Regions from separate parts of the Mus musculus genome. Here regions 1, 3, 4, 5, 6 and 7 are each linked to region 2. A link is a loop called in an ENCODE intact Hi-C map of the cell type or tissue named here. Cell type or tissue: heart. All regions are shown on one strand.

Region 1 (4,000 bases), 200 kb after region 2:
AGCGATGGCTCTGTGCTTAGAGCACTTACTGCTCTTGGTTCCAGGACCTACCTGGCAACTCACAACTATCTATAATTTTGGCCTCAGGGGACCTGATGCCCCAGGATGCATGAGGTGCACAGACATACATATAAGCATCCATACACATGAACATAAATAGAGGAAGATTTTTTTTTTTTTAGTATAGAATGGAGTTTATTCAGGGCATGGGGAGGGGAGTTAAGAGGGTAGTAGAGCCAGAGAGAGAGGGAGAGAGAGAGAGAGGGAGAGAGGAGAGAAGTAGAGTAGAGGCCAGCCATAACCACGCGGAGAGAGGTGAGGAGTGAGGAGAGAGGCGGGGCAAGAGGGCAAGAGCGAGGGAGGCAAGAGGAAGAGGAGGAAGAGGGCAAGAGAGAGGGAGGCAAGAGGAAGAGGGGGAAGAGGGCAAGAGCGAGGGAGGCAAGAGGAAGAGGGGGAAGAGGGCAAGAGAGAGGGAGGCAAGAGAGAAGAGGAGGAAGAGGGCAAGATCGAGGGAGGCAAGAGGAAGAGGAGGAAGAGATGCTTCAAGGACAGAGAAATATTCTCTGTGGTGGCCGCAGTACCACTCCTCTGCTTAGAGAACACTGGTTTACTTTCTGATATCAGAAGTTACTTAGTAAAGATTTTAGTTAACTTGAGAAAAACAGAGACCATCTTACTGTATTAGGCCCATAAAAACGATCAAAATTTAAAGTATAGTTTATGTTGCATATATATTGTTCTCACAATGTCACGTGGTTTCTAAAATGTGAGTCCAAACCATTCTAAGCTGGGAATTGCCTGTTTCCTAAGGAATATCAAACTTCAGCTTTAGGCCTGGCAAGATGACTCAGCAAATAAAAGGTTTGTTAAACAAAGCTGTCAACCTGAGTTAGATCATAGAGCCCATCACAGAGGAGAGGCCTCCTGAGGTTGTCGTCTGACTTCTGCAGGCGCACCTGGGCACACACATCCACACATCCACACACACAAATAAGTCATAAGGTGGAAACTTGACATCTAAAGGATTGAATTTTGGCAAATAAAGATTTTGAAAAAGTACAAATGTGAAACAAATTTCTGGGGCCAATCAGGAATCTCTTTTATGGACTTCCCTTAAAGCCCTCGTCAGGCTTCTGGGCTCCCTTAAAAAGCATCGTCAGGCTTCTATCCTGGCTGGTTATGACCAAAGAATACTGCGAAGTAATTTCTAGGCACTATTCTCTGGATTTAATGTGTCACACATCCTGGCTCAGCACGGAATTTCCAAGAAGAAAGCAGATCAGGCTATGATTCTGTGGGTCTTCTTACTGCCCAGTTACAAAGGCTGGAAGATCTGTTCAAATCAGACCCTTTGTAGTAAAAATCTGTTGACTTTTTTTTCACCAGCAGGATTTTACCAGCTGTGGTAAAGAAAGCCAAATCTCCAGCTGAGATCCCTGAAATAGAGCAAAGGCTTTGTTAAATGTTTGTGTGTATTTTACTTCACTTTTGTTTTATTTTTAATATTTGTGTACATGTGTGCTTGTGCATATGTGAGCGTAAGTGCCTGCAGAGGCCAGAGGGTCCCTGGAGCTGGAATAAAGAGGCAGTTGTGAGCCTCCCAGTGGGTGCTGGAGCTAGAACTCAGGTCCTCTGCAGGCGTAGTATGCTCCAGACGGCTGACCATCGCTCCAGCCCCTTCCTCCCCTTTTTTTTAAATTGGATATTTTCTTTATTTACATTTCAAATGTTATCCCCTTTCCTGGTCCCCCACCCCTGAGACCCCTTATCCCATCCTCTGTTCCCCTGCTTCTATGAGGGTGTTAGCCCACCTACCCACCCAACTCCTGCCTCCCTGCCCTGGAATTCCCCTACACTGGGGCATCTATCGAGGAATCACAGGACCAAGGACCTCTCCTCACATTGATGCCCAATAAGGGCATCCTCTGCTACATATAAGTCTGGAGTCATGGGTCGCTCCATGTGTACTCTTTGGTTGGTGGTTTAGTCCCAGGGAGCTCTGGGGGCTCTGGTTGGTTGATATTGTTCTTCCTATGGAGTGCAAACCCCTTCAGCTCCTTCAGCCCTTTCTCTAACTCCTCCATCTGGGACCCTGTGCTCAGTGCAATGGTTGGCTGCATATCCGCTCTGTATTTGAAGTAAGGCACTTTGTTTCATTTCCCCATCTGCAGGCCTCTCCTATCCCCACTGATCACAGTGATCCCCCTAGGAAGAGACACAGAAGTGTGGTATATGGCAACAGTTCAGTTCTCTAGACTTTGGGGTAAAAGTTTCCTTGACAAACGCAACTCACTTTTAATGATGTGCCTTGTAGGATGTATTTCTTCAGATTGAAGAGAATTGGAAATTTTTTTCAGTATACCTATAATACAAGAATTTGGGAGATGAAGGCAGGAAGCCCAAATGTTCATGGCCAAAACAAAACAACAAACAAACAAGCAAACAAAACAAAAACACACACAAAACAAAAAACCAAAATATTTTTAGCTTAATAAATAGAAAGTGGGAATTGGGGGAGGTTTTCTGTATCACTTGTATTTTTAATACTCATTTAAATTTTTTCTGAGTCTGGATGATGTGCCGTAATACTTAGGAATGAACTTGACCACTTAGGAATGAACTTGACCTCAAAATTAACTTATGAAAATGTTAAAAGCAAGTAGTTTTGATTTTTTTGAAACTCAGTCCTGTACAAAGAATGAAGTAGACTTAAGCTCACGATGGATGGGGGAGCTGGTCCTTGTCCCCAGGAGGACCAAGTGGGAATGAGCCAACTATCTGAGGGATTGCTAGCGACTAACCTGTGAGCGCTGAGTCTTTCCTGAACCCCGGATCTGCAACGAGTGCTCACCTCATAACCCCTCACTTCTCGTGGAGGTCATGTTCTGGATTGTTTCCTGGATCTAGGAGACGCAGTGACAGAACTAACCTGTGAGGGCCACACTCATGTCACCAGTCCTCTCTTTCACCTTGCTCATCTGGTCTTCGAGCCATATAATCTCTTCCCTGACTTTCCTCATTTGACACAGTCAGGCACTATAGGTCAGGTGTGTCTGGAATTTATTGTGACCTAAGCTGACCTTGAACTCAAGTGCTGGAAATACAGGCATTATAAGCCAATTTTTCCTCTATTTCTTTTCTTTTTCCTTTTTCTTTATTTTTGTGTGTTTGGTTGATTGGTTGGTTGTTATTGTTTCTCCTCTTGTAAACCAGGCTGGCTTTATGCTCCCCACCCTCCTCCGTCTGTCTCCTGAGCACTAGGAATGTCTGTCACCTGCCTGCCTGGCTTTCTCAGTGTCCCGGCCTTGTGCATTTGCTGTGCTGTACTTAACGCTTTAGATCCTATCCTTTCCTTCCTTCCTTCCTTCCTTCCTTCCTTCCTTCCTTCCTTTCTTTTCTTTTTTTCTTTTTTTCTTTTTTTCAAGACAGGGTTTCTCTGTGTAGCCCTGGCTGTCCTGGAACTCACTCTGTAGACCAGGCTGGCCTCAAACTCAGAAATCCGCCTGCCTCTGCCTCCCAAGTGCTGGGATTAAAGGCATGCGCCACCACGCCCGGCCAACGCTTTAGATCCTAACATAGTCTTTTCCGAGCTTGTTTGATGGTAAAGCTTCATGCTTTCAAACTAACGCTTACTTAGTTTTAGAGGTAAAATGAAAATTTCACATTTTGCTGATAGCCTATAAATGATACATAGCAGCTATGTATGCAGTTGACACCTACAACTTCCAGAACACTCAGCAGCGTTTGTGTCGTGCTCTGCACCTCTCCTCTAAAGGCTCCTCACCCCGAATACTTTTTTCTTTTTGCTTAGAATTCAGAATTGTACGGCATATACTTCCGTCCTTTATGACACCGTTTATAGTTGCTGCATTGCACTCCTTAATCCCCCATCTCCTAATAGTGTCTGTCCGTGGAAAGCTTGTTCTCATGCTTTATTGAACAGTAACAGATTTGCAAGTAATATATTAACATATATAAGGTGTGTGGCTATGAGGAAGTG
Region 2 (4,000 bases):
CCACGCACCACGATGCTCACCTACCCTCTCACTTTTGATTCACTGCACTTTTTTCTTTCTCTAGCCATCTCCTCTTACACACCCAGGACAGCTCCTAACGGGATGGTCCCACACTTACATGCCTGAATCCTTCAGGGAAAGGAGAGCTCAGCTTCTCAAGTATAACCCAGGGTCCTGACACTCATGCTAGCATCTACCACCAGCCCCAACACAGTTTACAGTCAATAAATGGGATGCCCAAATATCAGTAAGGTACAGTGATAAATACGTGGAAGAGTGTTATGATGAAACCCACTATTTTACACAATAAGTTAAAAAAAAAAACTGAAAAGAAATAAGAATGGTTTTGTTGTTGTTGTTGCTGCTACTGCTATTGCTGCTGCTGCTGGTGGTGGGTAGGTGGTTGGTTGGTTGGTAGGTAGATAGTTTTTTGAGACAGGGTCTCACTTTGTAGCACTAGCTGTCCTAGAACTATAAAGACCATGTTGATCTCAAACTCACAGATATCTGCCTACCTCTGCCTCCTGAGAACTGGAATTAAAGATGTGTGCAGACTAGTCCCTGCTCTAATTAAGTTTTAACTGTCAACTTGACACAGCCTACCACCATCTGAGAAGTGCAAATGAGCTAAGGGACTGTCCAAAAAGATTGGCCAGTGGGCAAATCTCTGGAGAATTGTCTTGGTTCAACTGATACAGGAGGGCCCAGCCCACTGCAGGTGGCACCATTCCCTAGGCAGGCGATTCTGTGCTGTATAAGAAAGCCAGATAAGCAAGGGCCTTCTTCAAGCTCCTGTTTGAGTTCCTGCCCTGGTTCCCCTCAACGATGGACTACGGAATGGAAGTTTAAGTCAAGTTTATCCTTTCCTCCCCTACGTGACTTCTACTCAGAGTGTTCTATCACAAGAGAACAGAATCCCATCCAATAGAAAGACAATGAAAGCCTGAAAGCAGTGCTCTGAAGTGATCCCTGGCAGGTCAACAGAGCAGAGACCAGGATCCCCCACGTCACTGCTGGCCTTTAGGACGCCTGGGGTCCAGAACCACACAGCTGAGCCTAGACGGCTCCCTCTGCACTGCCTTCTGGGAAACCTGAAACCTGTGTGGCCTGGGCAAGATCACACAGCAGGAACCTCATGAAGAACCTATGTTCTGATAGGCTCGTGTACTTATTTCTCAGTCTCGTGTTACTATAAATACTTCTGTGGATTTCAAGACATTTAGAGGTTTGGAGGGAAGAAGGCAGGATAAAAATAAACACCTGTCAGGGCAGACAAGGACAAAAGGACAAAGCGGGAGTTGCGTGGTGAGAAAGCAGCTATAGTAACGGCGGGGCGAGGACCAGGAAGGGGAGCCTGGGTGAGAGAGGACACTTACATGATCGTCTCTAGGCCTACGATCGCATAGGAGAAAAACACAGGATTGTGTTCCACATCTGACCCGCGGAGATTGAACAGCCCTAAAAAGGAAAGCATTTTCTTAAAAATAGTTTCTGTCAGCTGCCTGGCTCCCAGATCAAGCTTAACAGGTAGGTTTTGGGGGAGGGAAGAGTTTCTGCATAGAAATTCAGCTCCTATCAAAGGATTCCACATCTCTCAGAAAGGAGGGAGGGACCTTACACAGGGCTCCAAATCTCTGGAAAATTGTCTTGGTTGTCTTGGAGCTGTAGCTGCTGGGTTCTGCCACCTGAGGGCACCAGAACTGTTCCCTAGTTGGCCATGATGCAAGCCGAGGAGGGAGCAAGATCAGAAAACCCTAACCAGTGTCCCCCTAAGAGCTGAAACTGCTAACCTAGTTGTGGGCACCTGCCAAGCTCAGTGCTGCTGCACTACAAATTCTGGCACCACCACCACCACCCCCCGCCCCAACAAATATAAGGAGGACACAGCATTCTTTCCATTCCAAAACAAAGACCTAGGACAGAAAGACGGAGGTGGTGACCTAGAGACCCCGCTGCGCTCCATGGACACAGAGCTTCAGTAGTGAGTCAGGAGTCTGTGGTTGAGCCACACAGGGCTGTTACTCAGCTGGGTGGAGGGCCTGGCCCGAGCCAGGCCCAGAGTCTGATGAGGTCACCAAACACTTGAGAAGCCTGGTGGACAAGCAGCCTGTACAGGTCTGGTCCTGGCTGCCAGCTCTAATGCTTGCTCTTACAGATAAGAGAGCAAAAGGGCCAAGTACAAAAGGCTGCTGCCTGTATGCTAAAATAATGGCTCCTCAAGGAAAAGCAGGAAGGCTTAACCTCATGCTGACTCCTTTTCGGTTTCTTATGTTTTGGAGACAAGGTCTCATTGTATAGCCCTAGACAGCCTGGAACGTGTTACATAGTCCAGGCTGCCCGAGAACTCAGATTCGCCTGCCTCTACCTCCCAAGTGCTGGGTTAGAGGCGTGCGCCCCACATCAAGCTTACTACAAGCTTACTACCTTCTTCTGAAAGGAAAAAACTGTAGGGCTGCTGACATGTGACGGAATGGATGTGCCAAAAGTCCTGCCACATGCTCACCCTTACACTCACAAGACTACCCGCAAAGTCACCCAGAAATAGGAAGACGAGAATCATCAGAAACTAAGAAGTGTATGAGCCATGGTCCTGATAAGAATATCATAATAACTTATAGAGAAACTGGAAATAGCCCAGAGGCCTCCATATGGAAACTGTTAGGCAGAGTGGAGTTTAACCATTTGATGGAATTGTCAATGCTTAAATTACATTTCTGTTTGTTCCCAGCGTGCTGACACATTTAAACACCAGGCGGAATGAATGACAGACACACAGAAATGTCAACAGTGGTCATCACTAGGGAGCAGGACTCAGAGAAGAATATTCCTCAGTGGCCTTGTTTTCCTTCTACTTCCTCTGCCCTTCGCAGTTTTTCCTAAATGGCAACATATTTGTCTTATATTCAAGGGGAGAAAGCACTTTGGTGTGTTTTTCCCTCTGACGCAGGGTTAGTGAGAGACAACAATCACAGATGTCTGACAAAGCCTGTGGAATGGAAGAGGCAGGGCATCCCAGGGTGGGCTTTCTTTCTCTAGTGGGGAGATAAAACACAAAAGCCTCTTCCAGTCAGAGCAAGACAGGAGGGAGCATTTCAGTCAGGCTCCTCAGACTCTGGAAGATGACAGATTTTTGAACAACTGCACAGGGCAAGGGTGGTGGAAAGTCAGAAGATTAAGGGAAAGGGCCTAAAGACTGCTCAGTTCTTAGGTTTTCTGAGGTAAAAACTTTACTAGAATATTCTCTCTGTGAAGACCTTAGAAACGATGTAAGTATAAAGAGAGGGCAACACAGAAAGTGTTTAGGAGAAATATTCTTCCTCAGAGAAGTCACAGTCCTTCAGACTGTGAGGCCAGAGACAGGCATCACACAAGGGTTTGCCAGGAGCCCCTGGCTGTGCACTGCCCACCTGGAATGCTTCCTCCCCTGTGTTAGCTGGCATCTGCTCTCTGGTTTCAGGACACTGCTGCAAACTGCCTCACCATTCAGAGAGCTGAATGGCAGGAACACACAGACTCCCAGAGGCCCAAGGAGGAGATCTGGTAATGCCTCCGCCGTGGAACCGGAGTACTCACATGCAATCTCGTCTAGGGCTGTGACTACAAACCACGCGATGCTCCTCTCTGCCATTTTCAACCGGAGGTCTGCAACCTTCTCCTTCCACGAGATGCCTGCAAGGAACAATGTGCTTCTGACGCCTCTGTGATCCCGGGAGGCCAGAAGCCGAGTGAAAAGGCTTACGCCAAACACTCTTACACAGTACCACTTCTTACGGCAAGCACGCAGCCTGTCCATCCCTTCAGAAGAACTCTGCCAAGTCACCTGACTGCCATGAGCCCTGACTGCCTCACCAGGAACATGTTTATCCCACAGATGCCCACGAAGCATCTAGACTTGCCAGGCACGGGTATCTACCAGGGTCTTACTGCTCGGGGCAGTTATGGCTCCGGACATACCCAGGTCTCCTCAGAGGACTTCATCCACAGGGCTGCACATACAGTT
Region 3 (4,000 bases), 220 kb after region 2:
AAGAGCAGATGAAGAAAGGCCACAACCCAAGCGGCTTATTAGCGTTACAGCAGATTGCGGATTACATCGTGACCAGCTCCTTCTCGGGCTTCTCCTCGCCCTCCCTGAGTACGCTTGCTCTCCCCGTTGGGATGCTTGCTTTCCTCTGCTGCAGAGCACTGTGCTCCTTAGCAACGTGTTCCTGTTCAGCTATAGGACGGATAAGTAGGTCTGGTGCTACCGCCTGCAGGACCAGCGCTCAGCAGTGACGGCAAAGGGTCATGAAACCAAGGCCAGCCTGGGAAAAGTAATGAAGGCCACAAGAGGTCTAGAGATGTTGTTCAGTGGCTGGTACTACTCACAAGGCCATAGGCTCAGTCCCCAGTACCTTTTAAAGGCTACTAACATCTGATACTTAGAGTAGCATATGAGCCAGCCACTGAGGAAGCTTTTCAAGCCTTATTAAAATACTGTAAGGCATGGTCACTCTCCCAGATGGATGTATAATTTAATTAACCCTGGAGGACCAGTGTAGTAATCTATGATTTTTTTTTTTTTTTTGACTCACAGTTTCCAAGTGGATTCAGTCCACCACGGCAGCAAAGGCAACCCAGCTCTGCCTGTGAGATGAGAGCCGCAGACGGCAGCTCCTCACACACACACACACACACACACACACACACACAGCACAGCACAGGGAGCAGACAGAGAGTGGGCCTGCCCCTGGTGGCCTACTTCTCAGCAGCTGCAACACTTCCAAAGGTTGTATAGCCTTCACGATAGGGCGCAAACTGGAGACCACGCATTCAACATATAATCCGTTAGTGAACATTTCAGAATCAAGCCATAACAAGAACTGTAGAAGAAAATGTTCAAAAGCCATTCACAAGAAATTGTCCGTTCCCCTTTTCCTATGGCCTCATGTTGATTGTTGTGTGAAGAAAACTGACGAAGGAAGGAAGAGGGCCAGGTAGTCAGATCTGGAAGGGTGTGCTTCTGAGAGCATCGTATAAAGGACCAGGCGTTTTACTCATTGTGTAGCTCATTGCTAAGAGCAGCAATTTGTGTCTCTGAACTCCCTGGAAGTGCTAAGACCATGGGCTGGACGTTCTAGTGTTTCAGCTGTAACCATATTCAGAGCCTTTGCAGTGGCGGGCAGGTGCAGAGGCCACATAGGGCCAGCAGACAGCCTCACGGAAGACTCAAGAGATAAGGGGCTTTTCTTTGTTTTATGTATCCCCGCTGTCTCTTTCTTTTGTTGATAGAGATTTCTAAGTCATATTTTATTGAATGTAAGTCTTTTCTAAACACTTGAGACCCAACAGTAGGAGGGTGCCAGGTGGGGCGTTTGTAGAACTCCAAGGGCACCATTGCCTTGGGCCTGAGGGTCCTGGGGTAGCAATCTAGGGAAAGGACGTAGATCCGACTGAAAAGACTCTTCACTGTTAGACCCAAGCAGCTGCCAGCAGAGAAAGTGAAAGCCCGAGTGAAGAGGATTAGTGGCTGCTGTTCTGCATGAGTGCCAGGCAAGGAAAGGAAACTGAGTCAGATCATTGAAAGAGAGAGGCCCGTGCCTGCATCAGCTGTGTAGTTGTGGGTCTATGAGGGAGGAGAACCCTAGAGAGCTTAGAGGCAGACCAGACCTGCTGGGTACAGGCGCGTGAGTCACCTAGCTTGCAGAGACACAGTCTGCCAGCAGAAACAACAATTCAAAGCTAGAGCTATTTTAAGCACTCTGTTACAGTGGGCATTTGTACTAAGCACTGTTGTACTAAGCACTGTTGTACTAAGCACTGTTGTAGAGACAAGGACTACACAGGCAAGATTCTCTTTCCCTTGGAGTTAGGAAATTACACTAAATAAAGCAGGTGATCAGACAATAGGGCATTGCCATGCCAAGAATTACAGTATGGTGATGTGCTTGGAGAGTCTGGGTAGTACATACATGAGGTCATCCTGGTAAGGAACCAAATCGGAAAGAAGTGGGGATTTGATTGGGCTCTTCAGGGAGCAGAAAGATAGCGGCCTGAGTGCCCTCTGAGGGGACAAATAGAGCAGAATTAGACAAGAGCAGAGGCAGGGCACATGATATTTAAATGTGTTGTGATGTCATCATGGCCTGCTTTGGAAGTTGGCATCTTGTTGCTACCATAGTGGGAAAACATTTTTAAATTGGAGTGATTTTTAAAGGCGCACTAGATTTTCTGTGCAAGAATGAACTTGAAGATTTCATAGAATTAACAAGAAAACTAGGAAGAACCAGGGTTTAGGATCTAGTTTGGTTTGGGAAATGAAAGAAACTTGTGGCATGTTTGCTTTGAGTTGCTGAGATGCCACAGCCATTGAAAATGCAGTTGAGTGCTTAGGAGAGTGTCTTGCAGGCAGATCCAGAGAAGTGCCACCCAGGCCACTGTACCACATGGGGAAGGGACTAATGCAGACTCGCCCCTCTGAGCATCCTAGTTCCACATCAGGAACATGTTTGTGGTTATAGGTGACAAAACATGGTAGCAGGAAAGCCATATCCCATATCCCAGGAGTGACTAGAAGTCAGGAAGTGCAAATGGACCCATTTGGAAGATTTTTGTGGCAGTGTGAAAACAGAGAAGTTATGTAAGAAGTAGAAGTTATGTAAGAATAAAATAATGGTGACTATAAAAATTTATTAAAAATTAAAGTATTTTAGCTGGGCACAATGGCTCATGCCTTTAATCTCAGTACTTGGGAGGCAGAGGCAGGCAAATCTTTGAGTTCAAGGCCACCCTGGTCTACAGAGTGAGTTCCAGGATGGTTAGGGCTACACAGAGAAACCCTTTCTCTGAAAAATTGTTTTTAAGTATTTTGTTTGGCCTATACATGATTGAAACTGTTTCTTTGGAGTAGTTTGCAATATTGCAAATTTTGATGATCTCTTACTTTGAACCTACCATTTATTTTATTTTTGAGACAGGATCTCATGTTGATCTCATGTTCAAGCTGGCCTTGAACTCATTATATAGTCAAAGATGACCTTGAACTTGTGATCTTGCTTTCTCCACCTCCCAAGTGCACAGGCTATAGGAATGTACTACCACACACCACCAATTGGGTTTCTCTTTAAAAGTTCTTACAATTTAAGCAGTGCCACAGGCAGGAGCAAGAAGTGGAAGAGACTTGCTGCAGTATCTACAAGTGAGTTAAGACATAGACCCAAGTTTGGAAAGTAAGGAACCATGTGGAAGCAGTGAACCGTGGTTAAGTTACCACTGGTGACCAGGAAATTTTCAGAAGTAAAGACTGGAGCACACTTTTAATCTCAGCAATCAGGAGGCAGAGTTAGGCAGATCTGTAGGAGTTCTAGGCTTGCCTGGTCTAGATAGCAAGTTCAGGCCAGCCAGGGCTACATAATAAGACATAGATAGATAGATAGATAGATAGATAGATAGATAGATAGATAGATAGATAGATAGATAGATAGATAGATAGATAGATAGATTTTTAAAAATAAAATTTAAAAATAATACTGAGTAAAGATTGCTAATTGAGCTCATAGACGTTGTAATGTCAACATTACAGGAATAAAGAGAAGAAAGCAAGAAAAGTGAGAGTAGAATCACTGTGGACTTGAGTTGTGTATGTTACTTTGTCACGGGCTGGAGAGATGGCTCAGTGGTTAAGAGCACTGACTGCTCTTCCGAAGGTCCTGAGTTCAAATCCCAGCAACCACATGGTGGCTCACAACATCTGGAATGAGATCTGACCCCTTCTTTGGGTGCTATCTGAAGATAGCTACAGTGTACTTAGATATAATAATAAATACATCTTTGTAAATAAATAGCTAGCAGGATGGAGGAGGAGGACCTGGTCAGAGAAGATGTTCTCACAGAATAGCACCAGACAGTGTGTGAGTGTGTGAGTGTGTTCATGAAGAGAAGTAAAGGAGGGAGGGGTAAAACAGAAGCCTAAACTCAGGGAAGGCAAAGGAGAAAGGGAGGACCTGGGAAGTAGATGATAAGGGAGGGAGCACTCTGAGGTCAGCAGG
Region 4 (4,000 bases), 230 kb after region 2:
TTTCCTTACGTTTTCTTCTATAGTTTTGCAGGTTTTATTGAGACATAATGCACAAAGCTCAAAAGTTTTTAAATCTGCACAACAGAAAAAATATATCTTTTTCCAAAGCTAACCACATTGTCTTTATCCATCCCTTTATTGATAGACACATAGGCTGATTCCCTATCTTATTGTGACTAATTCTGCAATAAAGACGGAGGTGTGAGTACCTCTCAGCCTACTGATTTTCCTTCCTTCTATCAATATCCAGGAAGTCGTGAGGTTACTAGATTATGGAGTAGCTATATTTACTTACTTTAATAGGATGAGGATCCTCCGCACTGCTTTTGATGTTGGGTGTATTAATTTCTAATCCCACCAGAACAGTGCACAGGGACGTTTGTCTCTTCCCTCTTTCCCTTAGACTCATCTCTGGTCTGCCTGACACTAGACACCCTGACAGATGTGGTTTCATTTGCATTTTTCATGGACCTGTGCATTTGAGTGTGGTCCTTTGCAGAACACTCAGGTCCTTTCCTTGTGTTTCCTTAATAGGTAGTTTTTGCTTGTAGCTTTTATTTAGCTTCTTAGATATAGGATATTGACCACTTAGCCACATGGCATGGAAGATGTCATCTGAGATTGATTACCATCCTCAGTGGAGGGTTAGGAGACAGGTTCTCTTTAGACCTAGGAAGAAAGACTCCAGCTCTGTTTTCTCAACACCAGTCTCCTATGTAGAAGTCAAGACAGTTGGATAGAAGTTGGAATGCCAGCTGCAGCCACTTTCAATCATATCTTGAAATTGGCTTAATTTCAACTCCAGTGTTACATGTCTTTCATCTGGGGACTCTTTTTGAATCATTTGCTTAATGCTATAGCACCGAGTGCTTTGTTGGTACAGGCTCGCTTGCTTCAATGTGGCCGTTGCCTCCCACAGGGCTACAGAACAGGCTATGCGTACAGGCATCCTCTGGTCCGAGAGAAGCCTAGGCACAAGAGTGACGTGGAGATCCCTGCAACCGTGACTGCCTTCTCCTTTGAAGATGACAGTGCTCCACTCTCTCCCCTCAAGTTCATGGCACAGAGACAGCAGCGTGAAAAAACAAGATGGCTGAATTCACCAAATACTTACATGAAGGTGAATGTGCCGGAGGAGTCTCGGAACGGGGAAACTAGTCCCAGGACCAAAATCACGGTACGCCTCCATTCTGCAGAGCATTGCCTTCTCAAAGTGACTTACGTAATTACTCTCGAGTTGAATGTCCCACGCCTGAGCTATTAGAAAAGTAGGAGACACTGCAAACACAGTGCCGCTGTCATTTATCAAGTATTCACTTTAAGGCTCTGTTCTAGACCCCGTTCATGGATAATCTCACTTTTTTTTTTTAAGATTTTATTATTATATCTAAGTACACTGTAGCTGTCTTCAGACACACAAGAAGAGGGCATCAGATCTCACTACAGATGGTTGTGAGCCACCATGTGGTTGCTGGGATTTGAACTCAGGACCTTCAGAAGAGCAGTCGGTGCTCTTAACCCCTGAGCCATCTCTCCAGCTCCTCACTTTCTTCCAATACAAAGTGGATACTTTTTTCCCTCCCTTTTTAGCTAGAGAATCCAAAGAGGCTGACTGGGTTTTAGGGTAAAAGCATAGTTTGAGTGGCAACACTCTGTTGAACCTTCTTGGTAAGCATGCATTGCACTGCTGTGTGGCTGGTGCAGCCCAGTGCACTCAAACGTGAACCCTTCCAACACCAAACTGTGCCTTAGTTGCGTAAGTTAGCATAGTTATATAGTTACTTTTAGGGATCACCCTGTAGCTAGAGATGGGTTACTTTATCTGTTTTAAATGTTTTAGTTCAGATTTGGTTTGGTTTTGAAGTACATACCACCAAAGTTACTTAGGGTTGGGAGAAGTGAGAAGGTCTCACTGTGCAGCCCTGGCTGTCCTGGAACTTGCAGAAACCTACCCATCTTTGCCTTCTGGGTGCTTGTATAAAAGGCTGGTTCTCTAATTCCCAGCACCACCAAGCATTCCTTAGCTGCTTAAAATGAGTTCACACTATCATATAAATAAATCAATTCAATATGGAAATGTTTAGACATTTATTTTACCTGTCTATAAGGTTTCTTCAGGAAAAAATAAGTAATTAAATTGATAAGCTTCCTAGAATTTATTCAATAATCAGAGCTTGCCGGTCAGCAACCATGGTCTTGCATGAGCCTCCTCTAAGGGTGAGAGTGTAGGGTGAGAGGTCCTTCAAACCCTGTAGTTCCATTAGGACCGCATGCTTCGAGCCTTGTCCTAATGTCAACCAAAACCAAAAGGTGTGCACCTTGAAGACGTTTCTCGAGTGAGTGAGTGTTTCCATGACTTGCTGGCTGTTGTTACCCTGTGAGATTCACTGCAGGAGACAGAGTCCAGATGCCAGCCAATCACAGCCATGTGTGTGTCTGTCTATAGCAGTTTCCACATCCTGCTTGCATCTGTCAGGAGGAGAGAGCTTTAATTAGAAGTGTAATTAATTACTCATGTGCACCATGATGGCCTTTGCTTCATCTAAGTGAATGTTTTTGTGAAGCTGCTCTAACTGGCATGAGATAGGAGTTAGCCACCAAGAAACTGCTTAGTAAACTACAGTTGGCAGTAATAGGCCCCCATGAGATTCAGCCTGGCTACTCAATGTCGAATACTTCTTTAATGCAAAGCTTCACTCTAGAAATGATTTTATTCTTTATTCTTTAGTGGATGAAAGCAGAAGACTCCTCTAAAGTCAGTAGTGGGACACCGATCAAAATTGAAGACCCCAATCAGTTTGTTCCTTTAAACACAAACCCGACGGAGGTGCTAGAAAAGAGAAATAAGGTAAGCCACAGCTCTGTGCTCATAGGAGAGACTTCTTGAAGGGGACTTTTGGGCTACTTTATTGGGTTCTGTTAGCTACCACCCTTCCAACCCTTATTCACCCCAATCCCTTCCAAACCCCCAATACTAGGGGGTAGAGAAGGATAGAGGGGAGAGGGGGTAGACCTCTTTAGACTTCTTCCTGCGGCTTAGGAGCATTGAGGTCCTTGGGGCAAGTCCAGTCTCCATCATCAGGATATCTCCAACCAGCAAGCCACCAATAGCAAACTCAGCAGCAGAGACAGCAGCAGGGGAGGGTGGGCGGTGCTACAGCAGCCACCCCAGGCCATCTCAGGCTCTCGCATTTATACCCTCTCAAGAGTCCCCAGAACTCTAAACTATCTGCAGCTGGCAAAAATCACAGCCCTCCTAGAGCACAAGACAGTCACAGTCAGTGGCTCCATGTCCCACCCCTGGTATGAGAACAGAATCACATTACATAGCGTAGCTGGGTGCTTGAAGAAATTCTCAGTACAGTTTTTACCCTGTTCCATGGTTAAATCACCAGGGGTGGCTTCTAGGCACAAGTTAGAAGTTTGACTACCTAAGTGCGTCAATGATAGCTTAAGCTCAGCTCTGCGCTGTCATTAGTGAGCAGGCTCTGTGAGGGGAAAATCCTCAATGCCTGTGTGCTTTAAAGTCCAATTCTCTCACAGGGAGGACAGGAGGACACTGAGCGCCACGGGGTGGGGATTAGTGCCAGCTAGCGTTCAGATGGTGGAAAGGGCTTCGTGGAGATGAAAATTAAAGAGACTCTTTCTCGAGCATGTAAGACAACAGCTTTTAGGAAAAGAGCGCAGCGGCCATCTTCATGGTCACCCCAAGAACTTGTTCTTTGCATCCAGATCCGGGAACAGAATCGCTATGATCTGAAGACAGCAGGGCCGCAGTCTCAGCTGCTGGCGGGGATCGTTGTGGACAAGCCGCCTTCGGTAAGTCTGAAGCGCTGCGTCTCGGGCTCCACCCTCCACAGAAAGACTTCACGTTTTCGTTTTCTTCTTTTTTTTCTTACTGAAGTTGCTGTAAGTAACTGTTTTTTAAAAAAATGAAAAGAACCCATAAAACTTAGATGCCACATTTCATCCCAGTGTTTAGAGGCAAAGGTGAACTTAC
Region 5 (4,000 bases), 300 kb after region 2:
GGGAATTGAAGCTGGGTCCTCTGGAAGAACAACCAGTGCCCTTAGCCTCTGAGCTACCTCTTCCCCTATTTATGTTTAAACGTGTGCATGTGTTCCTGGGATGAACTCAGGGCTTTGTGCACGCTGGGCAGGTAAGCTGCCCTACCACTCTGTTATATTCACAGCCTAGTTTTATAATATTTTTGAAAGCACACAAAGGCCTTCTTGCAGGTCTATGTGTGTGTGGGGGGGGGAGTGGGGGGTATACACATGAGCTGTAAATGTTAAAGAGCATTTTGCAAAGAAAATATTCTTTGTTAACAAAGTTTCCATTTTCAGTCTTTGTGACAAAAGTATAGGGAAGTGTCTCTGGGCTGGTGAGGACAGGGGGCAGCACAAGTCCAGGTCCCCTTACGAGGTCAGTCTGGGTAGATTCCTTTTAGAACTGTTTTCCAGTGAAGTGCAGAAAAGTCTTGTTTACCTCATTCATTCTGACTTAGATTCAAGTTACAGCAGCAAAGGGGACCTAGGTTCCAACTGAGAAAGTTCTCACAGAGGGGCTGCCATTGTAGCCCAGTGTGAGAACACTTGCCCAGCAGGCACAAAGCTTTGATCTTCAGGAACAAAACAAAACAAAAATTCTTAGTATGTGCCCAAGATGTTCTAGGTGTAGTTTTGACTTAGTTCACGAAAGCATCTTCTCAGAGGTTTCAGGGATGTGCAAATTTTGACCAGGAAGGGTTAGAGGATTTGATTTGTTCAGTCTGCTTGAGTAGGCCGAGAACTCCAAGCCTTCTTTACCAGGCTATCCAGGTGTCTCCCACACTCTGGTCAGGCAGGCCTGGTGGCTCCCAGTGGCAGCAGTGAAACTGTTGGAGGGAGTAGGGGATAAAGACTCCAGGTGTGGGAGTGGGGAGTGAGGGAAGGAGGGAAGAAGAGGTTCCTAGGTTGCCACTTCTATCTAGGGGGCACTCTGTCAAGTGAAAGGGCAGGCAGTTGTAGTGACGCCCTGCTGTGAGCTTTGCACAGCTGGACTGAGTGAGTGTGGAGAGATGCTCACATCTCCTCCCGCTTCCTGGAAAATAACTTTGCATTTGAAGGGTTGCAAAGGAGTCGGTAAATCTGAACCCGGACAGGGTAGCCTGGAGACTTCCTCTGCTTGTGTGAAGGTACACACAGGTGTGTGTGTGTGTGTGTGTGTGTGTGTGTTCGAGCGTGTGAGGGGTCATGTGTAAAATGTTTGTGTTGGGAGGAGTTTCTAGTTACATGTGATGTTTCTATTCTTCCCGTCAGAATTGGGCTTTTATTGTTTGATTTTGAAATAAGGTCTTTTTTATTTTTTTAAAAAATGCCTAGCAGCTATCATTTATTGGGGACCTCCTATGTGCCAGGCATTGTGCTGAATTTATTTTTCTGTAAAGAAAAATTGTTTTTATCCAGGTCCACCTAGAGACATCCGAGGGTTTTTTTTTTTTTTTTTCCCATTCTTATTAAAGCACAGTGCTGTCTACGCAGCTAGGATTTGCGGAGAGGCGGGGAAGGGTGCTGGATAGGCAGGGGGCGGGCCCTGCCTCCCTAGCCGCCACCATTTATTTTGACCGGTCAGATGGCATCGGGCTCGCACTAGGACCCAGGCGCCACAGCGCCTCCGTCCGTCCTGTAGGTTCATTCAATCTCCCATACACACAGACCCACACAGCGAGAGCGACACACACTCACACTCACAACCGCACGCAGCGAGGCTCGGGAAGTCAGTCAGGCCGGCTCCTTGCCCCGGTGCCTCGGTGACTCCAGCAGGCCGGGTCTCCCAGAGGCCCTGCAGCTCGGCCGGCCGCGCAGCCCCGGACAAGGAGCAGCTCCGCGGACCCCCGTGCCTCCATGGGCAAACGCGGGCGGCCGCGCAAGGAGGCGCGCTGCGAGGGCGCGGGGCTGGTCCCCGTCGCGCCCCCGGCCATGCCCCCGGCCGCGGCCGCGCCCCAGCCCCCGGCGCAGCCGGAGGAGCCGGCGGGGGCCAAGCCCCGGTGCCCCTTCTCGGACATTTTCAACACCAGCGAGAACTCGATGGAGAAGCACATCAACACTTTTCTGCAGAACGTGCAGATTCTGCTCGAGGCAGCCAGCTACCTGGAGCAGATCGAGAAAGAAAACAAAAGTAAGTTTGGGGGCCCCGACTGCTCGCCTGCGTCCAGCTCTTTCTTTCTCACCCCCTTGTGCGACCCCTGTCGCTTACTCGGTTCGCCGCCGCCCCCCCGCAACAAACACACACACACACACACACACACACACACACACACACACACACACGTACCCTCGGCAGTAAAGCCGATGACACCGGAGAAAGGACACGCACGCACGCACAAAGCTGCTAAAGATGTAACAAAGACAGCGAAGGGGAGAGGGAGCCTGTCGGTGCCTTGGTCTGTCGGTCTCCAGCAGGCCCGGAGGACGGCCTGGCCGAGGAGTGGGGGAGTGTTGTTGTTTGCTGACAACTGGGCTGAGAGGCTGCGAGCTCGTCTCTCCGAGGTCGCCTTTCTTCCCTTTTTTTTTTTTTTTTCCTCCTTTTTCTTTCCGGAGCCTACTCCGGCAGACAAGTGTTTTGGTTTGGCTTATGGTTTTGGTTTTTTTTTTTTTGTTTTGTTTTGTTTTTATTTTTTTGTTTTGTTTTGTTTCTGTTTTTGTCGCTCGTTCCAGGGTTGGGTGGGGATGAGAAGCTGAAAGTTGGAAACCGTTTGCAGAGCTCAGGGCTTCCAGAAAGAAAACACAGACACACATTACAACAATAACAACCGCCACCACCGAACAGCTCTCCGCGCCGTGGACTCCGGCTCTTCTTCCTGCCTACTTCGTTTCTCCTTCCTTCCACAGCAGGACTAGGCTCAGGCCATCGTGTCCACAGACACAGTTCCCCTGTGCCTCCTTGCCTCTGGGATGCCACGGCCTCTGGTCCCCTCAAAGAAACAGGCCAGAGGAACCAGGCAGCGCCGGCAGCCCTCCCTGGACCTGCGGTCCTGCGCGCGCTGGGGTAGGGAGGGGGGGACTTGGCGAGGGGGACGTGGCTAAAAGCAAACTTTAGGATTCCGCAGAAACAATAGTTGGGGGAAAAGGTGTGGGCGGTTGTGTCCATTTTCTTTATTTTCAGAGACGCACAGGACGAGCAAGGCAAACGCCTTACAGGGTTCCGTCCACCCCCACCCCCCCCGCACTCCCCCCCAGGTGGAGACCGATGCTAGGAACCCCACCCGGGCCTGGGCTTCCTCTCTGTATTTGTTTCATTTTTGTCCCTGCCCATTGGAACCCCCAGCTCTCGCCAGGCATTCGACTCAGCAGCACCCTAACGGGGGCAAGCGTGTGCTGCGTCTCCAGCACCATCAGAATAATAGCTGTGAGAAGGAAGATCGGGCCAAGGGAGAGAAAGACTCACGGAGAAGAGAAAAACGAGATGTGTAATCTGTCAGAACAAGTAGGAGATCAATGGGAGAGAGACCCGATTGCAACGTGTCAGGTCTTGCAAGACCCCCCCCCCCAACACACACACACACACACACACACACACACACACACACACACACACACGCCAGCCCTCAAAACACAAAAACACCTTCCCCAAATACACCCGGGCCTTTAGGGTTAAAGTAACCGAGTATCGCCAGCGCAATTTGTGGGGACGGGGTAGGACCAAAACAAGGATTTCTGTTGGGAGGTCTGTGGTGCGATCTTTTCTTTCTCTGTCGCCTCTTTGCTCCGAGTGCCTGCCTGGCTTGCCAGAGGCACATCGCCGTCAGGCTGTGTAGCCGAGTCGCTGAGCGATTATTCACCCGGGTGTGTGTGTGTGTGTGTGTGTGGAGGGGGTGCACTCGTCTGGAGAATAGTTTCTGAAAAGCCCAGCTAGTAGGGAGCTGGGTGAAGAGGTGGTTTTGTTTGGTGTGTTTGCTTTTGTTGCAGGGGGAGGGGCGCGATTTCTGTAGTCGTCCCCCTCCCGGATCCCCTCTGTCGCTGGAGTCTGTCCCGTGGCGCCGACTCC
Region 6 (4,000 bases), 130 kb after region 2:
AAAATTAGTGCTTCTAGCATTTCTCATTGAGTCGCTCCCTTCACCCAGTTAATTTTAACCTTGACCTCCCACAGCTGTACTGTTTTGCTCAGTCTAAAAAAAAATTTCCTGATCTTCCTCTCCCCTCCCACCCCCCCCACCCCCCCGCCCTTTACATCTGATGAAGCAACAGTGGAGAGGAAAAACCAAACCCATTCCTTTAAGAGAGATTCTGCCTCCTCTCTTCTAAGCCAGCGCCTCACGGCAACCGTGGAGTCTCTAAGTCACACACTTTACAACTCAGCATTGGGAGAAGCAGCAGCCGCCGCCGCTGCTCCGCGGCTGCAGTGGGTTCCCGTGCAGCACTGCAGAATCCACACCTAAGCCGGGGAAGACGGACACACGTCGGCTCCCCTGCTGGCAAAGCAGCTTCGGATCGCCTGCAGGTAAGCACATCTCTTTCCCATTTTGTTCATAACGCGTGGGAAAGGCAATGGTGGCAAAATGCACTCCCCATCAGCCATGCTTAAAACGTTATGTGAATCTGCAGTCCTTTGGAGGTGGGTTGGGGTCTACAGTTCTGTCTGGCACACACACGTTCTGGGTAGTGGAGAGACTATTATATGATATGTGATGCTACAGTACTTTTTTTTCCTCTCTTGCTATGCGTAAAAAAGGCTAACCTAATGCATGCAGAGCATTTTTCTTTTTCTTTTTAAATGCAGAAAACACAGCCACTCCCAATCTCGCTCTCAAACACTGCAGATATTTTTAAATGGCAAATAAAATGATGGGTTGAGCGCTTCCTAGATGCCGTTTTTTCTCCTTAAAGCTTAGCAAGACTTCCCCCACGAATGTTGAGTGTTTAAAAATAAGAAGACATGGTCTCTCTCTCCTTTTTAGAAAAAAAGCAAATGGGTGATAGTGGCAGACTAAAATTTCTATAGCTTTAGTCCAGTGGAGAGAGAAAAGGAGGATAAATGAATTGCAGCGTTTGCCAAGAACGCTATTCATTTGCCACACTTCGTATGTGGGAAGAGGAAACTACATTTTAATTAGCACATTTTTTTTTGGGAAAGGGGATGAAGATGAGGAGGCTGGCGCGAAGTATTTGAGGGGGAAGAGAGCCTGCAGATGAGGAAGGAAATGAAGTGGCCTGTCGCCAGTGCCTTGGAAAGGACGGGAGATAAGGGTGGGGAAATGAAGTTTGCTGTGTGTGTTAGGGTGGGGTTAACCCCAGGGACCATGAATCACTAGAATGGTGTTGGGAGGAGTGTGCTTGAGGGTGAATTCGTGCAGTGGAGAGGGCATGTGTGCCGGAGTGGTGTGCAAGTCGTGGGTGGCAGAGGAGAGCAGCGAGCGTGTGCCTGGAGGTCTATTTCGAGAATAGGTTGGGGTGAGAAACCCGTCTGGGAGGCGGGGGTGGGCAGCCCAGTGTCACCTGTGGAGGGATCCCCGACTCTGCAAATGAGTGTTGCAAAGTTTGCCTGGCTTTAGACAGATTTTGAAGGCTGCTGGCGGAGCCTAGACTTTTCATCTCCCAAGAGGTCAGCTCTCAGAAGGTTTAAGAGGCAATTAGCCAAAGTAGGAGTGCAGAGTTTGGGCTGGTCCAAATGAATATAAAGGCCCTTGCCCCGTCCCTCTGTGGGAGTGAGTGAAGGCGGGAGGCTCCCCCAAACGCAAATATGCTGAAGAGAAAATCGAGGCCCCCTCCTGTGGGAGCCGAGCTGAAGTCCAACTATTGTGGCCTCTCCCCCCAAAAACCCAGCGGCCTCAGTGGGCCACAGAAGCTCAATCTGAAAGCTACGGCTCAGCTGAGATTCACTGGGTGGGGGAAGCACGTTAGGACTGGGGAGGTAGATGTTTCCGTGGCGTCACCCTCCCACTCTCAATCGGGTTTCTCTCGGGGTCGTTTCCTTCTCCGGCAGCGGATCGGAGCTGCACTGAGGGAGGAAGACCTTGCAGAGGCGCCAGGCAGGCGCCCTGCAACAGGCCCTCCGCCTGCGGAGCACGTAGGCCCCCACTGCCGCAGCTGCACGGATACGGAGCTTGCAGCTCGAAGGGGGGCCTCGAGGGGCGGGGCCAGAGATCTCAAGGGGCAGCAGAGGCGGGGCCTGGACCTGCGAGAGCCTGTTGGGGGCGTGGCCTATTAGGAGCGGAGCAAAAACGCTGGGCTGGCGAAGGGCGGAACCAGGGGCACGCTTTTGAGCTACGAGGGCCCAGCCCGTACTGGGCGGAGTGAAGGCTGCTGGGGCGTGGCCTATAAGAGGCGGGGCTAGAGCTCTCGGGCCATGGGGCGGGGCCTTGAAGCTGGGGTACTAGAAGGGTCAAGCCTGTAGAGGGCGGAATCAAGAGCCCTGAGGCGTGGCCTGTGGTAGGCGGGGCCAAGGCGTTCAGGCCTGTGGGGCGGGGCCTTCGGGGTGCTAAGCGAGACTAAGCCTGTAGGGGGCGGAGTCCTGGACCCTGTGGAGGCGGAGCCCAAGGGGCGGGCCAGAGGGCGTTCGTGGGGAGTTCGGCTGGTCCCGCCAGAGCGCGAGGCGCCCGCCGGTAACGGTCGTGCGGGCGAGGGGCTGGAGGGAGAGGAAAGGGCTTTAAATGATGTTTTGAAGCAGCGAGAGCTAGACGCGTCGGCGACCAGGTGTCGCCACTTCCCGCTGCCGAGGGCTCGGCGTCCAGGTCCTGCGTCTCCACGCCCCCTCCCTTCCCGGCCCTCTCCTCGGGAACCGAGCGAGCGACGTTAAGAGGCGGCTGCGGCGGACCGGGCGGCCGCTGCAGCCCGGCGGTGGCGAAGGAGTGGGCACAAAGCCGGCTGCGCTGCGAGGTAATCCTGCGGGAGCGGAGGGCCCGGGGTCCCGCCGCGCTTCCCACGCCGAGGGGGCTTCGGACTGGCTGGCCGCGCGGCCTCAGGTGAACCGTGCTCGGGGCGGGAACGCGAGCCCCACGGGGCCGAGGAGTGCAGACCTGGGGGCGAGGAGTCGGGGTGCGGCGCCGCAGAGTGGGCCGGGACTCACCCGGGCGTCCCCGGCTTCCCCCAGCGAGGGCGTGGGATTGCAAAATCCTGTTCTGCGGGGAGCCTTGCTGACCCCGAAGGTGCTCGCGGGGACGGTGGGAGGTTCCCGCGCTTGGAGAAGGTGGAAGAAGACCGTGTTGATTTGTTGTTTTCTTTTTTCTTCTTCTTTTTTTTTTACCCCCTCGTGGCTTAAGAAACTTCAGTCACAAGTTGAAATTGTTCAACCACTTTATCTAATCAGTGTGACCCTCCCCAGCACACACACACTAAAAGTGCGCACGAGCACGCGCGCGCGCGCGCACACACACACACACACACACACACACACACACACACACTATAACCTTTCAAGCATTCCTGATACTTTATTCTTCCTTGCGGGGTGACAGCCCAGTTGGCAGCAGATTTGGTTTGCTGGTGTTTGGGGCACTTCCAACCTCTTTGGAGGTATGTAATAGCTGAGGCAAGGCCACTATTAAACCAGGCCTCTATTAAAATGACAAGAATGGCCTCAGGTGAACTTTTTTTGTTGCAGAGATTTAATTGCAAGTAGATGCCCGTTTAAAGTGGGAGTGTAAGGAAAACCACTAAATATCCTTGGCACATGTGCTCTTGGAATTGACTTTGCTAGAGTGGTGTGGGATTTAGCTCAGCCAAGAGGCTTTGAGTGAGGATTAGGAGCCAGGCTCAGGAAGGAATTGATAAGACTCTGGGGCTTGGGATGAGCTACATAAACATGTGTGAGTTCTTTACAGTGATTTATAAAATTATAGAAATTTTAGAGTTAGCAGTATGAAATGATTGCCTTTCTTAGAATGGACTCCATCCTCAGTGTGCTGAACATGTACTGATTTGGGTTTTGGCAGACTTCTAGTAAGAGTACAGTGTAATATGTCCTTTTAAAATGAAGTTACTTGACCAGTAGAATGACCTGTGTATTTAAGGTACAAGGCTGACTCATTGATAGAATTGTTTCTTTTCGAGCACTTCTGGAAGATGTTATAGCTAAAT
Region 7 (4,000 bases), 360 kb after region 2:
CTTACTACTGAGTTACATCCTTGGGTTTGCTATTTCAGTGAAGGTTTTTTTAGCAAGACAAAACAGGTGTGACTTAGCCTTTTTAGTCAGTAGAAAACTAGTTTTAAAACCTAAAATGTTGCCAGGTGTGGTGGCGCATGCCTTTAATCCCAGCACTCGGGAGGCAGAGGCGAGTGGATTTCTAAGTTCAAGGCCAGCCTGGTCTACAAAGTGAGTTCCCGGACAGCCAGGGCTACACAGAGAAACTCTGTCTCGAAAAAAAGGAAAAAAAAAACCTAAAATGTTAAAAGATAATTTGCTGCACGGACAAACTTTTGGAATTGAGCAGTTTGAACAAAATCGGCAGAAGTGTTCCTCTGACATACTTCCTTCATTTTTCTGGTTGCTTTCTTTTGTAGAAGGCTGAATTCAGAGCAGAGCCTCTAATTAATAAGAAAATGGCCAGCATGTGTGTCACCCTCGAGCCGTGTCTTATGGAGCGCAGTTAGGCAGAAACCACAGTGTAGAATCCTACTGTAGAATCCGAAGGCGCCTTCACATGGTGCGTGGTTTTAATGGTGATTCTGGTCTGCTTAGCAAGAGGAGCCTGCTCGTGTGCAGCTCCTCAGCGGAGAGATTTAGGTAGGTAGCAGAGCAGAGCAGCCTTTAACTTGTTAAATACAGAGAAATCGAAGCAGTCTTTTATCTGCATTAAGTTGCAGAGTCAAGTGCTAGACTTGAGATGGCAGATTCGGTAAAAGGACTAGAAATTCGCTTCTGATTGTTTGATGATTGTGGCTGGGCCTGCCTTTATTGGCCAAACCTCTGACCTCACTGCCCTCAATCACCCTTGCTTGTCAGTGACACAGGTGACCACTTACACCTTTCCCGCCCCTCTCTCAACTCCTGCACTGGAAATTGTCACTTGACATCACTGTTGTGTATTAAAACTCAAAGTCCCCTTTGAGAGGAAAGTGGGGGGCTTGCGTTATCCCTGATACAGCTGAGACTGTTGTAGAAGTTCAGTTACAGCCCCAAAGGAGTCCACGTGCTGCACGCAGCTGAACTGTCTTGTTTTAAGATTTATATATATGTATATGTATATGAGTACATTGTAGCTGTCTGCAGACACACCAGAAGAAGACATCAGATCCCATCACAGATGGCTGTGAGCCACCATGTGGTTGCTGGGAGTTGAACTCAGGACCTCTGGAAGAGCAGTCAGTGCTCTGAGCACTGAGCCATCTCTACAGCCCCCTGCTGAACTGTTAGCGCTTGGTAAAGAACAGACTCAAAGGTGGAGAGCAGCAGAGTTTGGCACCTCCCATTATGTACATGGTCATAGTTGGAGACCACAAGTGTACAAGGCTCTCCTGGAGCATTTCCAGGAGAAATTCCCTCTGACTTTCCCAGAGAATGGTCTGTCGGAGAATTCGGGACTTTAAGCAAGTAATTCTGTCACCTGTGTTCCTTGTGGGGAAAACAGGGTAGCTCATGAGGGCGGAAGGGAAAGGAATGAGCAGCAGCCCGCTCACAACACAGGTGTGAAACCCACCACCGCAGGCACAGTTTTGTCGTCCATGTTGCGCTGGACATGAAATTGACGTTTTATAAAGGACTGAAAAAATGTTTGAAGATCAGGAAGTGTTCACGTCCTTCTGCCTCTACATAAACAACATCCAGCCCTCTGGGATGGCTGCGGTTACTGAACAGTGTGGGTGCGTGCCTGTGCGTGTGTGTGTGTGTGTGTCTGTGTGTGTCTGTAAAATTAAAAGGTGGAAGGAGGTGGAAACCTTAGTGCGTTTTATAGCTCCTTGAGGTACCGTAGCTGAAACCGGTACTCCAGCCTGTGCTCTCAGGCATTGGGAAACCAAGCTCGATTGCTTTAGTAACAGCACAGCACGGAGCTTATGGAGCGGCCTAGACAATTCGCTGTCTGACAGAGTTCATGGGGGCTGATAATCTAAAGTGACTTCTGTCTGCAGGGCAGAGTGGTGGGGCGGGAGGTCGGCGCCACTACCGTGCAGGTACTTTAAAAAGTTGGGAGTGAAATATGGCTGTTGGCTAATAGCTCAAAGTTGCTGTGTGTGTCTAGTGGCTCTCCAGGCTGTGCTGATTGGCTGATATCTTTCTTAGACGAGCTCACCTGCGCCTGTGTTTAGAACGCTTGAAAGTTCTGATCCCGCTGGGCCCAGACTGCACCAGGCACACAACACTCGGTTTGCTCAACAAAGCCAAAGCACACATCAAGGTGAGAATCTTTCTTTCCATATTTGCACTGATTCCTGTGTGTGTCGTGTACAGCTCACTAGACCGTCCTCTTCTTCACTAACTGCCCTCCAGAGAAACGGCTGTAAAATCTCACCAGCGATCCAGTGGGGCAGCATGATGCGAATAAATGAAAAAAATTTACAGCGTGGCCATCTAGACCTGAGAATGCTGGGGAAGGTCTTTCCGATACCCTGAAGGAAGGCAGCTGCGCCCTCTGGCGGAGATGCTGTTATTTGGCTTTATCTCTCAGTAATTTTCCACTGAATACCACATTGCAGGAGGTTTCTCTTTGTGGAACTTACCTCACAGACTTTTATAGTTCACTTCATTTGTTCAAGTAACATAGCATCCATACAGGAAAAAGACCACTGTTTTTATGTTTAAAACGCAAGTGTTTCTCAGTATTTATATATGCAAGGGTACATACATACCCACATATGTGTATTTGTGGCAGGAATTAGTTTTACTGTACTAGACTGGACTACAGGTGTGAATAAAACATCTTCATTTTAGAAACTTGAAGAAGCGGAGAGGAAGAGCCAGCACCAGCTAGAGAACTTGGAACGAGAACAGAGGTTTTTAAAGCGGCGACTGGAACAGCTGCAGGGGCCTCAGGAGATGGAGCGGATACGAATGGACAGCATTGGATCAACCATCTCTTCAGATCGCTCGGATTCAGAGCGAGGTAGGCAGCTTCTCTTTCTAAGGAAGTCCTGAGTCTCCGAGACGGGTGGGGGCGGGGAGACTGTAGACACTGCATCGGCTCTCACTAACCAATGTAGTACTGTCGTCTAGCTTCTGTTGTTTTGGTGCTAGAGAGCAAACCCAGCGAGTAGCATGTGCTAGGTTAGGAAGAGTGAGCCCAGCCGCACTCCCAGCCCCCAGCTTGGGCTTTGTGCACCCTAACATTCTCTGGCAGTGCCTTTGTGAACCACAATTTTTTTTCATATATGTATATACATTCTTTCTATTTTGAAATAAATTTTAGACTTAGAAAAAGTTCTGTTTAAAATATGCCAAGTTCTTGGGGGCTGGAGAGAGGGCTCAGCAGTTTAGAGCACTGACCGCTCTTCCAGAGGTCCTGCCTGAGTTCAATTCCCAATTCCCAGCGACCACATGGTGGCTCAACAACCATCTGTAATGGGATCTAGTGTCTCTTCTGGTGTGTCTGCAGACAGCCACAGTGCACAGTATACTCATATACATAAGTAAACAGATCTCAAAGGAAAGAAGGAAGGAGGGAGGGAGGAGAGAGAGAGAAAGGAAGGAAGGAAGGAAGCAAGGAAGAAAGAAAGAGAGAAAGAAAATGCAGAATTCTTACCATGAGAGAGGGACATGGCTTGAAGCTATATTTCATGCAAGAAAATCAAAAGCAAACCCCTTAAACCTACTTTATGATTAGCTTATTTTAGTTACTATTCAGAATTTGTTGATGAATCCATAGAAATCCATAGATCCACCTATGATCTATGATAGAGAGTTGACACCACCAAAAAATTCGGATGCCTAAACATAAATTTTCTATCTTTAATTTTATTTCTCCATGACCCCAACCTCTTTAAAGCAACCCTGATTAATAAACAGAGCTGTGAATTAGTTTTTGGTTTAATGTAAAACAGATGTTGTTAAACCACTTGGGTTGGGATCTTTTAATATTAAGTACTAATTCCCAAACAGGCCAAGCGCTTTTAGTGGGAGGTCTAGACGGACTGGCGTCAAAAGGGTTTTAGTAAACTTGCTGCCTAAATTA

Evidence for each region. A loop is a pair of places that touch in the nucleus more often than their neighbours do. Peaks named below come from ENCODE experiments on the same cell type or tissue, not always from the same donor. Only the 100,000 strongest peaks of a DNase experiment are listed, where the experiment ranks them.
Region 1: a loop joins it to region 2, with 2.4 times the contacts of the local background. A loop is called at or near these places in 2 of 42 quality-filtered maps.
Region 3: it touches region 2 in a loop (3-fold over the local background); 13 of 42 quality-filtered maps call a loop at or near these places.
Region 4: it touches region 2 in a loop (3-fold over the local background); 14 of 42 quality-filtered maps call a loop at or near these places.
Region 5: it touches region 2 in a loop (3-fold over the local background); 4 of 42 quality-filtered maps call a loop at or near these places.
Region 6: a loop joins it to region 2, with 4 times the contacts of the local background. A loop is called at or near these places in 8 of 42 quality-filtered maps.
Region 7: a loop joins it to region 2, with 5 times the contacts of the local background. A loop is called at or near these places in 16 of 42 quality-filtered maps.

The regions. Positions count from the first base shown.
Region 1 is chr19:53,205,016-53,209,015 of GRCm38, forward strand. All of the region lies in intron 1 of Add3 (adducin 3 (gamma)), which reads left to right. It overlaps Gm52402 (a long non-coding RNA gene), which reads right to left and starts at 3,780. Exons shown (of 3, transcript XR_003952924.1): 1 at 3,721-3,780; 2 at 2,802-2,903; 3 at 2,300-2,362. In heart, no CTCF peak of the experiment used is centred here; no DNase peak of the experiment used is centred here.
Region 2 is chr19:53,006,495-53,010,494 of GRCm38, forward strand. It overlaps Xpnpep1 (X-prolyl aminopeptidase (aminopeptidase P) 1, soluble), which reads right to left. Exons shown (of 20, transcript NM_001374834.1): 7 at 3,574-3,669; 8 at 1,377-1,458. Among named protein-coding and RNA genes, the nearest start is that of Mir6407, 2.3 kb to the right of the region's middle. In heart, a CTCF peak has its summit at 1,675 (motif pointing right); DNase peaks (open chromatin) are centred at 1,727 and 2,067; H3K4me3 peaks cover 221 bases; H3K27ac peaks cover 3,293 bases.
Region 3 is chr19:53,226,622-53,230,621 of GRCm38, forward strand. Add3 (adducin 3 (gamma)) reads left to right here. Exons shown (of 15, transcript NM_001277100.1): 3 at 1-108. Among named protein-coding and RNA genes, the nearest start is that of Gm52402, 20 kb to the left of the region's middle. In heart, no CTCF peak of the experiment used is centred here; a DNase peak (open chromatin) is centred at 1,604; H3K27ac peaks cover 502 bases.
Region 4 is chr19:53,235,675-53,239,674 of GRCm38, forward strand. Add3 (adducin 3 (gamma)) reads left to right here. Exons shown (of 15, transcript NM_001277100.1): 10 at 920-1,177; 11 at 2,729-2,848; 12 at 3,733-3,819. Among named protein-coding and RNA genes, the nearest start is that of 1700001K23Rik, 18 kb to the right of the region's middle. In heart, no CTCF peak of the experiment used is centred here; no DNase peak of the experiment used is centred here.
Region 5 is chr19:53,308,843-53,312,842 of GRCm38, forward strand. It overlaps Mxi1 (MAX interactor 1, dimerization protein), which reads left to right and starts at 1,664. Exons shown (of 6, transcript NM_001008542.3): 1 at 1,664-2,131. The coding sequence starts at 1,858. The region is part of intron 2 of Gm30541 (a long non-coding RNA gene); the gene reads right to left. In heart, a CTCF peak has its summit at 1,648; DNase peaks (open chromatin) are centred at 1,619, 2,979, 3,249, 3,879 and 2 weaker places; H3K4me3 peaks cover 2,774 bases; H3K27ac peaks cover 2,536 bases.
Region 6 is chr19:53,140,290-53,144,289 of GRCm38, forward strand. It overlaps Add3 (adducin 3 (gamma)), which reads left to right and starts at 2,467. Exons shown (of 15, transcript NM_001277100.1): 1 at 2,467-2,800. In heart, CTCF peaks have their summits at 397 and 2,404 (motif pointing right); DNase peaks (open chromatin) are centred at 312, 1,272 and 2,242; H3K4me3 peaks cover 4,000 bases; H3K27ac peaks cover 3,842 bases.
Region 7 is chr19:53,367,427-53,371,426 of GRCm38, forward strand. It overlaps Mxi1 (MAX interactor 1, dimerization protein), which reads left to right. Exons shown (of 6, transcript NM_001008542.3): 4 at 2,116-2,230; 5 at 2,764-2,935. Among named protein-coding and RNA genes, the nearest start is that of Smndc1, 21 kb to the right of the region's middle. In heart, a CTCF peak has its summit at 2,472 (motif pointing left); a DNase peak (open chromatin) is centred at 2,465; H3K27ac peaks cover 917 bases.